Linked DNA regions of Homo sapiens: region 1 is linked to region 2. A link is an interaction called in ENCODE POLR2A ChIA-PET data of the cell type or tissue named here. Cell type or tissue: Caco-2. All regions are shown on one strand. Each heading gives the region's core, and the rest is flanking DNA. Links, peaks and the distances in the headings are about the cores only.

Evidence for each region. Peaks named below come from ENCODE experiments on the same cell type or tissue, not always from the same donor. Only the 100,000 strongest peaks of a DNase experiment are listed, where the experiment ranks them.
Region 1: POLR2A ChIA-PET joins it to region 2 with 5 read pairs; 6 of 35 experiments call an interaction of 5 or more read pairs at or near these places.

The regions. Positions count from the first base shown.
Region 1 is chr14:64,643,245-64,647,640 of GRCh38, reverse strand. No RefSeq gene overlaps it. Among named protein-coding and RNA genes, the nearest start is that of PLEKHG3, 59 kb to the left of the region's middle. In Caco-2, for the core only: no CTCF peak of the experiment used is centred there; DNase peaks (open chromatin) are centred at 1,960, 2,090 and 2,790.
Region 2 is chr14:64,697,118-64,701,513 of GRCh38, reverse strand. No RefSeq gene overlaps it. Among named protein-coding and RNA genes, the nearest start is that of PLEKHG3, 5.1 kb to the left of the region's middle. In Caco-2, for the core only: no CTCF peak of the experiment used is centred there; a DNase peak (open chromatin) is centred at 2,473.

The sequences.
Region 1 (4,396 bases), core at 103-4,102, 54 kb after region 2:
TCGATTGACTTCTCATTCTACATCTTTCCACCCATCTCCCTTGGAAAGGGCAATGGGGCCTTTCCCACTTCACCTCATGTGGCCCAGACACTTAAAAATGCACTGCAGTTGGCCGGGCACGGTGGCTCACACCTGTAATCCCAGCACTTTGGGAGGCCGAGGCGAGCAGATCACGAGGTCAGGAGATCGAGACCATCCTGGCTAACACAGTAAAACCCTGTCTCTACTAAAAATACAAAAAAAATTTGCCGGGCGTGTTGGCAGGAGCCTGTAGTCCCAGCTACTTGGGAGGCTGAGGCAGGAGAATGGTGTGAACCCAGGAGGCAGAGCTTGCAGTGAGTGGAGATAGCACCACTACACTCCAGCCTGGGCGACAGAGCAAGACTCCATCCCAAAAAAAAAAAAAAAAAAAGCACTGCGGTCGAGATAAATGATGCAGTGAGGATTCAACCAGCCATATCCAGCATGTGGGGATTGCAGAGGACAAACGACCTGGTTTCTTTAACACATAAATGTAATTGAAAGAAGGCAAGGGGGTAAGGGAGAAATGACAACGGATTAAGAAATACTTAAGAGATATATCAACCAAATGCAATGTGAGAACTTTATTTAGATCAGGATGTAAAAAAAATAACTGTAAAAAGATATTTTTAAAGATATTGGGGGGCGCTGGGCGTGGTGGCTCACGCCTGTAATCCCAGCACTTTGGGAGACCGAGACGAGAGGACCACTTCAGCCCAGGAGTTCAAGACTAACCTGGGCAACATAGCGAGACCCTGTTTCTATTTAAAAAAAAAAAAAACACAAGATATTAGGGTAATTTGCAACACAGATTATAAATGAGATGAGGTGATGGAATTACTAATTTTGTTAGGCATGGTCATTTCATTATTGGTATGGTAGTTATAAAGTTCTTACCTGCTAGAGATGGAAACTTGAAGCCAGATGAAATAATATGATGTCTAGTATTTGCTTTAGGACTCTAAGCCTAGTGCAGTGGCTCACACCTGTAATCATGGCACTTTGGGAGGCTGAGGTGGGAGGATCGCTTGAGCCCAGGAATTGAAGACCAGCCTCAGCAATATAGCAAGACTCTGACTCTACTACTACTACTACTACTAATAATAATAATAAAAATTAGCCAGGTGTGGTGGTGCACACCTATGGTCCCAGCAATGACTCTAGTGTAGGGGCCAGCAAATTTTTTCTGTAAAGGACCGGATAGCAAATATTTTAGCTTTTGAGGGCCATATGGTCTCTATCATGACTGCTCAGCCTTGCTGTTGTGTTGCAAAAGCAGCTATGGAAAATACATAAGTGAATGGCATGGCCGTGTTGCAATAAAACTTTGTTTACAAGAACAGGAGGCAGGCTGGATTTGGCCCATGGGATTGTCATTTACCAATCCCAGCTCTACCGCAAAAAAAAAGGAGGGGGCAGATAGGTGAAAAAGATGTACAAAATGTCGATATTTGTTGAAGCCGGATGACTTAATACATGGTAGTTCATTTCACTATCTTCTCTATTTTTGTATGTTTGAATATTTCCGTACCTAAAAAATATTCAAATGCATGGAAGAGATCTTTTTGCAGAAAAAGGCCTTTCACCTCCCTCCTTCTCTCTTTATCTCCCCCACTTCTTTTACCTTTGCCTGTCATTTTCTCAGGGCTGTTTCAGATGCCCACTGGCACACACACTTGCACTTCAATGTATTTTCAAAATCAGAGTGAATGTCCTAGGCAGCCCCACTGCTGAGGAATGCCACAGAATTCTGCAGCAAACCCTTAGGATGGGGTCGCAGATGGTTTCCCAAGAGACTCCCAGGCCATTTCCTCTCCGAGTTTTATACCCTTGTAAACACTTTTCCTAAAATGGAGTTTCCAGTCCTGGGGGCTGAAGCAAACCGCCCTCAGGGAAGCACTGTTGTTTTCTTCTTTCTCAGCAGGAAACAGGAATGTCCTGGGGAGTGTTAGAAATTTACCAGACGGCTCTGGTGAAGGGCTGGGAACTTCAGCTGGAATTTGGAATATGGTCAGCATCTGGGAGTTCAAAGGAAAAAATGTGAAGCTATTCATCAGACTCCATAAATTCTCTTAAAAGTAGATCATTATAAAATAAAGAGGAGACACTAGGTCATGTTGTCAGGTTAAAGGAATTACGCACATCTCCCATGAAACTGCCCTGAATGCGTAGGCGGAGCACATATGTCATTTCAAATTGTGGGTGGCAGCTCTACTAAGGAAAGAACAGCCTTTAACCCTTCTTTTCCAAGATCCTTCAGGGCATGACGGGGCCTCTGCAAAAGCTGGCCCTACCCTGTCTTCCCCGTGCAGGAACTGGGTGCTCTCTACCTGTCCTTAGCATGTGCCTCTGCCCCCGCCTGGCAGTGGTACAGGAAAGGGGACCCAATCCAGACCCCAAGAGAGGGTTCTTGGATCTCACACAAGAAAGAATTCAGGGCAAGTCCATAGAGTAAAGTGAAGCAAGTTTATTAGGAAAGTAAAGGAACAAAAGAATGGCTACTTCATGGACAGAGCAGCCCCGAGGGCTGCTGGTTGCCCATTTTTTGTGTTTATTTCTTGATTACATGCTAAACAAGGGGTGGATTATTCACGCCTCCCTTTTTAGACCATATAGGATAACTTCCTGTCATTGCCATGGCATTTGTAAACCATCATGGCGCTGGTGGGAGTGTAGCAGTGAGGATGACCAGAGGCCAGTCTCGTGGCCATCTTGGTTCTGGTGAGATTTAGCCGGCTTCTTTACTGCAACCTGTTTTATCAGCAAGGTCTTCATGACCTGTGTCTTGTGCCGACCTCCTATCTCATCCTGTGACTAGAATGCCTAACCTTCTGGGAATGCAGCCTAGTAGGTTTCAGCCTTATTTTACCCAGCCCCTATTCAAGATGGAGTTGTTCTCGTTCGCATGCCTCTGACAGTAGGATCTTGCTCTCTCTAGTCACTTATCTAAGCTCAGCGTTCCATCTGAGTTCTAGCTCTTGTTGAAGGTAAGAGACCTTTCCTGTCCATGCCAGCTCCTGGTAGGCTCTCTTCTCATGAGCTTCTCCAGCACATTCTGATGGTACCATCTGTTATCACATAATGTGTTTTGCCCTATTTACCACCTAGGAGAATGAATGCTGGCTGCTGTAACAGATGATCCAAATTCTCAGTCGATTAACACAATAAAAGTTATTTTCACTCGTCACAATACAAGGTGACTGTTCCTGGCCAGGTAAGCCTCCCACATAGTCATTCAGGGTCCCCCAAGCTCTCTCTACTTTGTGGCTCCATCCTTTTCTAGGTCCTTGGAGTCTTGGCCGTTTAGTTGGCAGATGAAAAAAGACAGCATGAGGAAGGTACACTCATTTCTTTCGTAAAACACTTTGGGAGATTCATCCATACTGTGACGTGAAGCAACAGTTCATTCTCTTTCATTGCTGTATAATATTCCATTGCATGAACATACCATGATTTATTCATTCATTCTACTACTAATGGGCATTAGGTTGTTTTCCGTTTTAAGCTATTATCAATAAAGCTATTATGAATGTGTCTTTTGGTGCACGTACGTGTACATTTCTGTTGGGCATGTACCTAGAAGTAGAATTCCTGGGTCATAGGGCATACATATGCAAAGATTTGGTATATGTTGGCAAATAGTTTTCCAAAGTGATTAGACAAATCCACATGCCCGTCAGCATTGCATGAGACTTCCAGTTGCTCCACCTCCTTGCTGACACTTGGTATTGTCTCTTTTTCATTTAGCTATGCTGGTATGGCTGCAGTGATGTCTCCTTGTGGTTTTAACTTGCATTTTCCTAATGACTAATGTTATTGAGGACTCTTTTAATAGGTTCATTAGCCATTTTGATATTCTGTTTTGGGAATTTCCTGTCCAAGGCTTTGGCCTACTTTTCTATTGGGAAGTCTGTTCTTTTCTTATTGGTTTGAAGAAGTTATTTATATATTCTGGATATGAATTCTTTGTCAAGTATATGTATTGCAGATATACTCTCATACTCTGGAGCTTTCCTTTTCACTCTCTACATGGTATTCTTGATAAACAGAAGTTTTGAACGTTAACAAAATTATGAAATGTCAATCTTTTCTTTTATGGTTAGTATTTTTTTGTGAACCATTCAAGAAATCTTTGTCTACCTCAAGGTCATGAAGATATTCTATGTTATCTTTTAGAAGCTTTATTATTTTGCCTTTCACATGTAGGTCTATGATTTATCTGTAATTTATTTTTGCGTTTGATATGATGTAGAGATCAAGGTTTGTTTTTTCCTGGTTGAATAACACCATTCTTCCTCCCACTTCATTGCAGTGGGAACTTTGTTGCAAATTAGGTGACTGTTTATGTGTGGGTCCATTTGGGGACTCTATTTTA
Region 2 (4,396 bases), core at 78-4,077:
TTATGCATCAAAGGACATCAAGTGAAAAGACAACCCAAAAAATGGGGGGAAATTTTTGCAATTCATATATCTGATAAGAAACTTACGGAAATACATAAAGAACTCCTACAATTTAATAAAGGCAAATAACCCAGTTTAAAAATGGACAAAGGATCCGAATATACATTTCTCCAAAGAAAACATACAAATGGCCAATAAGCATGAGAAAAGATGCCCAATAGTGTTCGCCATCAGGAAAATGCAAATTAAAAACATAGTGAAATACCATTTCATACCCACTGGGATGCCGATAATCAAAGGCAGGTAATAATAAATGTTGGCCAGGATGTGGAGAAATTGAAACCCTCTTGCACTGCTGGCAGAAATGTAAAGTGGTGCAGCTGCTTTGGAAAACAGTCTGGCAGTTTCTCAAAAGGTGTTTCTTGGTTTTGTTTTTTTGAGACAGGACCTCACTGTGTCACTCAGACTGGAGTGCAGTGGCGCAATTCAACAGGTTAAACATAGATTTACTACTTGACTCCACAATTTCACTGCTAGCTATATACCTAGGAGAAACGAAAACACCTGTTCATACAAAAAGTTGTACACAACTGTTCATGGCAGCATTAATTCATGGCTAATACATAAAAACCAAAAAGTAGAAACAACCAGGCCAGGAGTGGTGGCTCACATCTGCATTCCCAGCACTTTGGGAAGCCAAGGTGGGAGGATCACTTGAGCCCAGGAGTTCAGGACCAGCCTAGTCAACATAACAAGACCCCACCCCACCTCTACAAAAAAAAAATTTTTTTTAATTAGCTGGGTGTTGTGGTGCTTTCCTGCAGTCTCAGTTACTTGGGAGGCTGAGGCAGCAGGATAGCTTGAGCCCAGGTCAGTGCTGCAGTGAGCTATGATCATGCCACTGCACTCTAGCATGGATGACAAGGCAAGACTCTGTCTCAAAAAAAAGAAAAACAACCTAAATGTTCATCAGCTGATGAATGAATAAACAAAATGTGGTGTATCTGTACAGTGGAATATTATTCAGCCATAAAAAGGAATGAAGTATTGATGCATAGATGAACACTGAAAACATTATAGTAAGTGAAAGAAGCCAGTCACAAAAGGTCAAATGCTGTATACTTCCGTTTATATGAACTCTCCAGAATAGGCAAATCCATACGGAGAGAAAGTAGATTCCTGGTTTCCTGGGGCTGGGGCTGGGATTGAGGAAAGTTAGAAGAAATAGGGAGAGACTGCTGACGGGTTCAGGGTTCTTTTTAGGAGTGATACAAATCTTGTAAAATATTCTGATGGTTGCACTACTCTGAATATACTAAAAAACTTTAAATGACCAATATAGTGAAACCCCGTCTCTACTAAAAATACAAAAAGTAGCCGGGTGTGGTGGAATGCACCTTTATTCCCAGCTACTCAGGAGGCTGAGGCAGGAGAATTGCTTGAACCCAGGAGGTGGAGGTTGCAGTGAGCCAAGATCGTGCCATTGCACTCCAGCCTGGGTGACAGAGCGAGACTCCCTCGTCTCCAAAAAAAAAAAAAAAAAAAAAAAAAAAAAAACCTTTAAATGGGAGGATCGTATGGTATGTGAAATATATCTCAATAAAACATTTTTTTTTTTTGAGAAGGAGTTTCGCTCTTGTCGCCCAGGCTGGAGTGCAATGGCACGATCTTGGCTCACTGCAACCTCCACTTCCCGGGTTCAAGCGATTCTTCCACCTCATCCTCCCAAGTAGCTGGGATTATAGGCACCGCCATCATGCCCGGCTAATTTTTGTATTTTTTCTAGAGGTGGGGTTTCACCATGTTGGCCAGGCAGGTCTTGAACTCCTGACCTCAGGTGATCCTCCCGCCTTGGTCTCCCAAAGTGCTGGGATTACAGGCGTGAGCCACAGCACCCGGCCGCATTTTTTTAATTTAATGTGAGCTACTACCCCCTGTTCCTGAGTATTGGGGGCTGCCTATAATCACAATCTATTACAATCTGCTGGAATCTTTGGTGGGCAGGACCCAGCTCTGTGTTTCACCAGAGCACACTGAATGAAGTTTGAGAAGCACTGTAACACAATGTCTCAGAAGACTCAGGGATTCAAAGCTTTAGGGCCCCAGACTCTCTGAAACTAGAAAAAAGGAGGGTTTGTAACAAACTTTGAAAGAACTGCGGCCTCTGGGGGAAGGGGATCCCCTTCCTGAAGTTCTGTATTAATAGCTTCTTTCCCCTAGTCTGGACTTCTTAGTGTCAGAAAAATCTGACATCAGAAAGGGGAAGAAGCTGTGGGGGAAGGGAAAAGAAGACTTCTCCCCTCCTTCCCTATACTGTTTACAGCCACTGCAGTGGGGAGCTCTTGAGGAAATGAGCTGTTTGTTTGCATTTGTGTCTACAATAGAAGCATTTGTCAATCTCTTGTGGTTTTTCAAGAACCTGGGAGCCCCATGTGAACGATTTCTGGAGATTGCTTATGTTCACCTTCGTTATCAGTAGATAAACTGGCAGTAGTCAGCATTTACAACACCTGAGACTAGGGAGTTGGCACGCAGACGCCTGCCTTTGATGATCTGGGGGTTAATTTTTACACAGGCGTGCTGTTTCTTCGCTGGCTTCGGGATGCTGGGCTGCTTTTCTATTTGCATCTCCACCTATAGGGAGATGAGGTATAAACATGGAACCATCATCTGTTTAATGCTAAAGCAAAAGATTTCCTGGGGTATGTGTAGACACTATTGGCTGAAATGGTGTTTTGATTGGTCTGTGGACTTCATAGATCAATGTTAATATCCCCAGAAGACTTTCCACCCCTACCTGAGATTTTCAGACCTGGATGTTCTGAAGAATCATGTGGAAAATGTCTGACTTGGGACCGATGTGGACCCAGGAATCTGTATTCATAATGGGCAGGTGATTCAGATGCAAAAGAGATAAATCCACAGTCCATACTTTGACAAACACTGGTGTGTATTCTGCGTGTCTATTCCCTTCTTGGTGCGTTCTCTTCCCCCACCGCCACCCGCAGATACAGAGGACTCAAAACCCTGCAATCCCTCCCAGTGCTCCAACTATAAAAGGGCATTGCTTTTAAGACCTCATGATGTTGAAATAAATCAAGCTATTATATTTAATCAGATGGAAGAGTTCCATCTTGATTCATGTGAAATGCTTCATCTTCAACACCTTGGTGACAAGCAGGGCAGGGCACATCTACCAAGTACTACACTTTAAGCCTCAGAAAACAAACTGAGAGCTTAATTAGCAGGTAATTGCCCAGTTACTTGCAGATGGAGGCACTTCTTCCTGACTGTAATTTTGGTTGTTGATGTTTTCCTCTTAGCCTTCTCTAGTTTGTTCAAAGAGGACAGGACAGCTGTGACCCCCAGATCTGCACAACCTTCTTTTGGTTTCTGTGCCAGGCCATACGGGAAACATGGGTTGGTTATAACCCGATTAGGGCAACTGGGACCTATTCCATCAGGTTTCCTAAGTCACCAGCAACTCCTCCTGGAAAAATGAGGAATTGGTCCAAGGGAGGATAAAGTAACTTTGTGCTTTCACTCGAACAGTGACTGAGCTCAAAGACCCCACATGGCCCCATCCTACTCTTGGCCTCCAGGCACTCCCATCAAAACCTCAATTGCCTTCATGAGTGGTACTTTGTGGAGGTCATCCTGGTTCACTATCTTTTCCACCTTCCTGCAACAAAGCTGCCATCTTCTCAGTCTTACAGGATTTCCAGGATCTCTTCTAATCCTGCGAGTCTTGGATTCTACCAGCTTAAGAAACCTCAAACTGGATCTTTCTGCTACAACAAGCTGTCTTTATCCTTGACCTCCAAGTTTATCTAGGGAGAAAAACCTGGCTTCATAAACCCTCCTTCAGATACCCTCATCCCAGGCCTGTGGCTGTCTTAGGTCTGCTGAGAAAATTAGGGGATAGAATGGTGACAGGAACAGGGCTAAGGGCTTCATAAGTATTCTCACCCCATCTTCAAAACAATCATTTGAGGCAGGTGATCATTCTCTCTCATTTTACAGATGAGAACATTGAGACTCAGAGAGGTTAAGTCACAGGTCCCAAGTCATGTGGTCCTTAATGGTAGAGTCAGGACATGACCCAGGACCCTCTGCAGCCTAAACCTATGCTCTTAGCCACCATTCTACCACCAAAATACCCCACCCCAGCTCCCAAGGAGCCAGCCACTAGGCCAGAGCAGAGAAGCTGGGAGTAACTGAAGCAAAATAAACCCAAAAAAGAAATGCCCCTACCTGGCATAATGGCTCACACCTGTAATCTCAGCACTTTGGAGGCTGAGGTGGGTGGATCACAAGGTCAGGAGTTCGAGACCAGCCTGGCCAAGAAGGTGAAACCCTGTCTCTACTAAAAATACAAAAATTACCTGGGTGTGGT